Linked DNA regions of Homo sapiens: region 1 is linked to region 2. A link is a contact called in ENCODE Hi-C or POLR2A ChIA-PET data. All regions are on one chromosome and are shown on one strand. Each heading gives the region's core, a stretch centred on a gene start or an enhancer-like site at or near the end of the contact. The rest is flanking DNA. Distances are from core to core; before and after follow the strand shown.

Region 1 (3,489 bases), core at 657-3,156, 620 kb after region 2:
CCACCACGCCTGGCTAATTTTTGTATTTTTAGTAGAGACGGGGTTTTGCCATGTTGGGCAGGCTGGTCTCGAACTCCTGACCTCAGGTGATCCGTCCACCTTGGCCTCCCAAAGTGTTAGGATTACAGGCATGAGCCACTGCGCCCAGCCGACAAAACAATTTTCTTAAATTGTAATTCCTTATAGATTAACATAAAGCTTGTGTTATACTTAGTTTAGCACATGTGTAAACAAAGTATCTTTTGGGTGAGTTTATTTTTATATTAACAAGGATGTTTACTTCTTTAGGTAAAGTAACCTATTTCTTTTTCTTTGGTTGGCAATTAGGGCAATACTAATTACCTAATCATAACAGAAGCGGTGCTCTCCAGACTCATTATTCCTATCATTGGATATTATCTGACTGATGAATTGTGATCCCTGTCACAGGCCAAAATAGCGAGGTCCTGCTTCGATAATTGCTAAATATATTTTTCTTGAATTATATATTTTTTGCCTTATGTCGACTGTGAAAGATATAAACTATAACTTCTCACCTTTCTTTTGGTGAGAAAAAAATAGGCCTCAATCATTTTGGTAACAATATAAAACAAGTAAAAGAAAAAAATAGGTCTGAAAAGATCTTGGAGTCACCTTAAACTTTATCTGCCATGAGACACTTAGAAGAATCAGACCTTTGTTGAAGATTACAGAACAGAGACTCCTTCAGTCACACCCAGGAGACAGGTATTCACCGTAAAGACTAGAATGAAGCGTGGGAAGTGGATGGATCCAGTGCAGCCCCAGGGAACTGAACACTCACATGCCCCTGGGAAGCAGGTCTTTGTTGCTCTCCTTCCATCACTTGGTCTCAGCTTGTCTTTGACTGGCTTCTACCACTTGTGCCTCCACCCAACCTGCTGCTACATTCTCCTGGTTTCTGCTTACTCAAATGTTTTGCATCCGAAGCCCATTTTGGCCCCTTCTGCCTTACCCTCTCTTAGCTCCAACCTTTCTCTTACATCAGACAGCTCCGTCTCTGCATTCTCCACTTTCCATTTCCAAGGGAGTGTCTGATTGGCTTACTAACTATCAGAGTCCGTGTTTGATGAGAACTGTTTGCTCCAGGTCACCTCACAGGATGATGACTACATCACGGATTGTGCGCTCTTGGGTCACGCGATCACTCTTAATTTAAATTAGCTGGGCTGGGGGTGGGGAGGGGGTAAGGAACGTTTTTTGTAGTTATTTGTGCAACCCCTGCTCTAGAAATAGTTTGGGTAACTGTTTCCTTTCCAAAAGGACTCTCTGGGTACGGTAAGCATCTCTCTCTCACACACGCATATATTAAAATAACAGTGACTAAAACAAAGGGAGCATGAATAAATTGAATTATGAAGTTAAATGTATGAAATAATGAATGAACAAGGGAAGAAACCGATACTGACCCAGGGTCAACAACTATCTATGTCCAAGTAAAATTTCTTTGCAGTCTGACAAATTGGCTTTCAAGATTGCATTTTGTTTTGCGAATTAAGCCATTTTTAAGTCATGAGTCGTAGTTTTCTGGAGGCCCCCGGCATCCGGAACCCATGAATGCCACGTTCTTTCTAGCAGCCTTCAGCAATTTGAGGGCGCTTTGTTTCTTACGTTGGGAGAGAAATCCATCAGGAAATCGACGCCCAGGATCAGATGCAGATCCTGGGATCCTTGGCTCTGAGTAGCACGGTGGAAAAGTGAGGTAATCCAGGCTCTGGGCCCGTTTTCCTAGGAGCCCAGGGCGCTTCACCTGTCTGCAGTCAGCCCCTTTCTTGGACGTCTCCTCCCCTGAGTTTCCTCCTCATAGGCTTGTCCCTGGGAGTGTGGGCGGCCCCTTTCTTGAGCGCAGAAACACTTACTTTTCCCCCTACCCTGCTCCTCCTCCTCCACAGCCGTCTTTCTCTTTGCCTCAGCCACTTCCTTCCTTGGCCTCACCCTCCCCAGTGCACTGAAGAAGGTAACCGGGTCCAGACCCACGCGGCGCCAGTTCTCCGGCGGGAAGGAAAACCGCGCAGAGAGGTGCGTGAGCGCCCGGGCAGATGTGGCTTAGGTAGCAGGGATGGACTGGGTGTCCGTGGTGCGCCGCCGGGCACCGCGGGCTGCGGTGAGAGTCGGGTCAGGAGGGGGCCGGGAGGGGGCTCAGGGCGCGCGGAAGCTGCGACCGGCTGGGCCGAGACCTCGCGGGTTGGGGTCCCGTGGGGCGCGCGCCGCCCACGCCCCCACCTCTCGGGTCGACTTCCGCACTCGGCTCACGTGACGTTTCGCCGGCCGGGGGCGGACTGGGAAGCCGGCAGAAATGGAACGATTTTTACCGCGGTGCGACGTGTCGGCTTTGCACTTGGCGGTGGTTCAGGAGCCAGTTCTGCAGAGCTGGGTGGGGAAGGGCTGGGGGCGAGAGGAGAGGCTGCCCCGAGGAACGTGGTGGCCTCAGGGCAGTGGACTCTGCAGCGCCGGAGGTGGGTGCGGCTCTGTGCGCTCCAGATCAGGGGGTGCAGAGTCGTGAGGGGACACCAGGGGCTCGTGGAGCCCGGGGCAGGGTCCGTTTTCGTCGCCCGGGTTGGGTGCTCGCTCTCGCGGCGCTTCGGGGCGCCCGGGCCACGGGGGAGGCAGACCCGCGGCGCCGGGCCGGGAGCTGCGGAGACAAAGACTTCCGGGACGCGGCCCTTCCCGGGCGCCAGCGGTGCCGCCCCGCCACGGGGGGCCCAGCCCCGCGCTCCCCAGCCCTGCACTGGTGCCGGCGGTGACCGTGTGATGATGGGCTGCAGGGCACGGGGTTAGGGGACCTCTACCAGGCAGAACCCCAAGCTGGTAGCAGAATGGCCAAATATGGAGTGAGCGCGCCCCAGACCGGAGGGAGTAAGGAGCCCAGTCACCCTTTGACCCGCACCAGCTGCTTGTCCGCGATTGCGAAGAAGGGCTGGGAAAACGTGCCCAGCCCGAGTGTGTAAAGTTGGTTCCTGATTCCGGACATACCTATTCCAGTAGGCTTTATTTCCTTGGATATTAGAAAATCTCCATGCATTGCCTCCAAACTTTTGAAAAATAACAATGCCCTGAGGGTCCTTAAATACATTCTAAAGTGTGTATTGGTGGTGAGTTTCGGGTTCTGCCCAGTCCTCCGACTTTCCGCTTCCTTTGTGTTTCCCACGCACAAAGCCGAAATCGATTCTGCGACAATTAGAGTGCCTGGCCGTCATCTACCTCGCCTTCCCTGGAGCCTTTTCCTGTCTTCTGGTCCAGCCGCTCACCATTAAGCTCTTCCCTTTAGACTTGCTCTGCTTCTCACCTCTCCTCATTGTTCTTTTCTTTTTTTTTTTCTTAGACATAGTTTCACGGTACTCGTGAGAATGTGTTACATTCGTATAACCAAATCAGGGTAATTGGTATATCCATCACCCTAAATATTTATCTCTTCTTTATGCTAGGAACATTCAACTTAACTTGCTTTTAGCCATTTGGAAGTGTACAATC
Region 2 (3,631 bases), core at 676-3,175:
GGCTGGGGACAGGGAAGGAGGCAGGGCCAGGGAAAGGCACATTTCATATCACTAATCTAACTTGGGAGGCTGTGGGGGACCGTCTTCAACTGGCCTTACGAGGAAAGCCACATGGCCGATTGGAGAATCCACAGGAGGGAGAGAAGGAAAGGGAATGTAGCTGGTAGGATGCAATAGCCCCTTCCTTTCTGGGCACAGGAGGGCAGCCAGGGCACCAGGTCCAGGCAGTAACCTCACAAGAACAGCAGTTTTTGCAGCTTAGAGATCACCCACCTGGCCCACCCAGCTACTCATTCTGCTCAGCGTGGGCTGGTGTAGGGCCACTCTCCGCCCCGAGGGAGTGGACAGCTCTGTAGCTTGGGGCCCTGCCTCTTCTTCTGAGGCAGTACTGCCTCTGCGCCCTTGGCCTGGGGCTCCTGGCTCTCAGGGGTGGCAACAGCCTTCCCTTCCTGGGCAGCGCCCTTGTCGCTGCAGGCATTGATCTTCCCCCACTCCTGTTCTTCCTCCATAGGTGAGGAGGCAGAAGAGTCACCCCACCCTCCTTCCCATTTCTCTTGAAGGACAAGCTGCTCTTAGAAACCCTTCTTGAAAGATAATTATTTATTTATTTATTTATTTATTTATTTATTTATTTATTTATTTATTTTAGACAGGGTATCACTCTGTTACCCAAGCTAGAGTGCAGTGGCGCAATCTCGGCTCACTGCAGCTTCGACCTCCCCAGGCTCAAGCCGATCCTCCCACCTCAGCCTCCCGAGTAGCTGAGATCACAACCCCAGCACACTCAGCTTTTTTTTTTTTTTTTTTTTTTTTGGAAGGCAGCTATGCTCTCCACTCTACTATCAACGCTATTTTATTGTATTTTTGTAGAGACGGGTTTTCGCCATGTTGCCCAGTCTGGTCTCGAACTCCTGGGCTCAAGCGATCACCCCTGTCTTGGCCTCCCAAAATGAAGGGATTACAGGCGTGAGCCACCGTGCCTGGCCTTGAAAGGCAATTTCGTCTTCTTGGAAGTCTCCTTGCGAGGGAGGGAGCCTCCCCTTTGGCCTCAGCACCCTGGCTAGGGGGTGCTGGCTCCATGGCATTGCCAATGGTCCCGGCTGCCTCTTCTGTTCACAGGGGCCTACTCCCCTTCACCCTTGGGGGATGTCACCATTGCTTTTCACGTGGCCACCCTCCTGTCCGTTGGCTTTCGCGTGGGGAGTGCCTGCTGCCTCTGCGGCGGTCACGTCGCCCCGGAGAGCCTCGGAGCTCTGGCTGCCCACGATGGGAGTCCTCTGGGGGGCGCCGGAGCCGTGCCGGGTCCCCGCCGCAGGGGACAGTAACGCGGAGTCGGCCTGGCCGGCGGAAAGGGGGTGCTGGGGAACAGAGCCGCACCCCACTCGGCTCGGGAAAGCCCTGGTAACCAAAATTCTTGAAAAGCACTAGTGTCTGGCCTCGGCACTAACTCTCCCCGAGTCTCGTTAAGCCTGCGGGGATGACTCAGAGGGTCTGGGGTCCTGTCGGGGAAAAGTTCAGAAACCAGAACAGTTCCAGATTCTCTCCATGTGTCTGTGGTCCCACCACCTCCTCCGCAAGGGACCCTGAAAGCTGTCTGGGACCTAGGACAACTTCTTGGGATGAGTACGGCCATTCGCCCTGGCTGAGCCCCAGGAGTGCGGGCAGGGGCCGCGGGGGTCGGGTCGCCAGCCGCCACCTCCTGCCTTTCTCTGCCTGCGGTGCGCTGGGACACCCTCGAGGCGGCTCAGCGCCCGCGGTTCCCAGCGCGGGCGGGGCCGCGGCAGAGGTTCCCAAACCGGTTGCACAGAAACAGCGCCACCCCCTACTGCCCGCGGGGCCACCTGTGTGTGCCTTTCCTTCAAAAACAAAGGCGGGGCGGGGGCGGAAGTGCCTCAAAAGAAGGCGGGCCGAAGCGAGGTGCGGCTCCCTGTCGCCGCGGAGGGGCGGGGGCAGGACGCGCAACTCCGGCCGGAGCTGTCCGGGGTCGTGAGCCGGCCCCGCCTTGGTGGCGGCGCCCCCTCGCGGTCCAGAGGCAGACGCATCGGGTGGGCTCGGGTCTCCAGCCCGGCCGGGAGGAGGGACCGGGTCTGCGGAGCGGGGACTCGGGGCCTCGGCGGGGCGCGCACACGCAGGCGGGGCGGCCCGGGGTGCGGGGCCTCTGCGCGGCTGACCAGGCTCCCAGAGCGTCAGCGCCGCCCATGGCCGAGCCGCTCCAGCCAGACCCCGGGGCGGCCGAGGACGCGGCGGCCCAAGCTGTGGAGACGCCGGGCTGGAAGGCCCCGGAGGACGCCGGCCCCCAGGTAGGCGCCGACTCGGGAGCGGAGGGGCTGGGCCCGCCTTCCGGCTGATTTGCAGTGAGGCCAGCGGGTCCCATAGAGTTAAGTAAAAAGTACAGTTTTTTAAATGGTCCCAGTCCCTACCCACTATGCTACGCAAACGAGAAACCCCGGTCATTTAGCTCTACCCTCCCCGCTACCCCCAGTGCAGGTCCCATCTCAATTTCTTGTCTTTGCGGGGTGGTGGGGCGGGGAGGAACTGGTTACGTCCCAGAACGCGCGGTGGAACCCTCCGAACCGAGGGGGTGTAATAGATGCTTGTCTGAAAGTGTGAATCGAGTCCCCAGCGTGTGGGGTTGGGGCCGCTGCGGTCCCTAATCGCAAGGAGGGGAACCTCGTGGAGGGGAACCTCCCAGACCTAAGGAGCGGGGACCTCAGGCCGGACCCCGGGGCGGTGCAGCCCCTAGACAGGACGGCTCCAGGTCGACCCGAGATCATGGCACCGGTATTTTTGCATCTCACTCCTACCCTCTTAGAATTGCTTCTCGAAGTTTTCTCTGTTCCACTTTAGCCCGGAAGTTATGAGATCCGACACTATGGACCAGCCAAGTGGGTCAGCACGTCCGTGGAGTCTATGGACTGGGATTCAGCCATCCAGACGGGCTTTACGAAACTGAACAGCTACATTCAAGGCAAAAACGAGAAAGGTAAAAGCAGTTTTCCTTGTAATTATGCATATTGTGAAAGAGTCCCCGGGCTTATTATTGAGTTTTAGCTTATTAAAGAAATATCCTTTATAATGGAAAAATAAGCAAGTCATCAAAGACTTGTCTTGTTTTCAGACAAGACTCCTCAGGACCAGGGTTACACTGGGTATTACTTTTCAACCTCTGTTCTCTGATTTTGCTGGATGAACTGGGGTTTGGTGTAACTCGTGATAAGTCCTTTTCTATGGCTAACACCTCAAGATAATTTGGTGACTGGTAGGATCAGAGACGTCAGGAGGCAAGAAGGTACCAAGATTAGAAGCATCAAGTCATAGCTTTTGGTCTGGCTTTGCTGCTATTTATATTTTAGCAGGTCTCTTAGCCTGTGGGACCTCATTTTCTGAATGGTAAGAAAAAATAATTTACTGACCATGTAATCTCTAATTTCCCCTTTTATCTCTAAAAATTAAGAATTTATTAACCCAGAATATCAGTATTACAGAAAGTGGTTTAATGTGGGCAGTGAGCAATTGAGTAATTTTGGCCTTACTGTTTTAAGATGAAAATTATCTTAAAGGTAAATATGTCAACAATGTGAAGTAAATCAAGGAACCCAGATCAAAAAAGAATAGGTTAAATGTTTAAAGC

What was found. Hi-C counts contacts between places; a loop is a spot of excess contacts on that map. ChIA-PET counts read pairs that join two places held with the same protein, here RNA polymerase II (POLR2A). Pooled maps may share reads with other maps.
Region 1: a map of B cell shows a loop between it and region 2 (4-fold over the local background). The contact joins the promoter of ABRACL here to the promoter of HEBP2 in region 2. A Hi-C loop is called at or near these places in 2 of 168 maps with a recorded cell type or tissue (B cell and CD4-positive, alpha-beta memory T cell) and 10 of 50 pooled maps. POLR2A ChIA-PET finds 5 or more read pairs at or near these places in 2 of 52 experiments (GM12878 and HEK293T).

What each region holds. Positions count from the first base shown.
Region 1 is chr6:139,026,839-139,030,327 of GRCh38, forward strand. ABRACL (ABRA C-terminal like) reads left to right here and starts at 1,907. Exons shown (of 3, transcript NM_021243.3): 1 at 1,907-2,037. RefSeq lists silencers at 2,071-2,230, 2,491-2,860, 2,910-3,100 and enhancers at 2,754-3,048, 2,871-3,489.
Region 2 is chr6:138,402,298-138,405,928 of GRCh38, forward strand. It overlaps HEBP2 (heme binding protein 2), which reads left to right and starts at 1,926. Exons shown (of 4, transcript NM_014320.3): 1 at 1,926-2,300; 2 at 2,848-2,983. The coding sequence starts at 2,199. It also overlaps the pseudogene MARCKSL1P2. RefSeq lists enhancers at 620-1,140, 1,662-2,182 and silencers at 1,342-1,411, 1,542-2,391.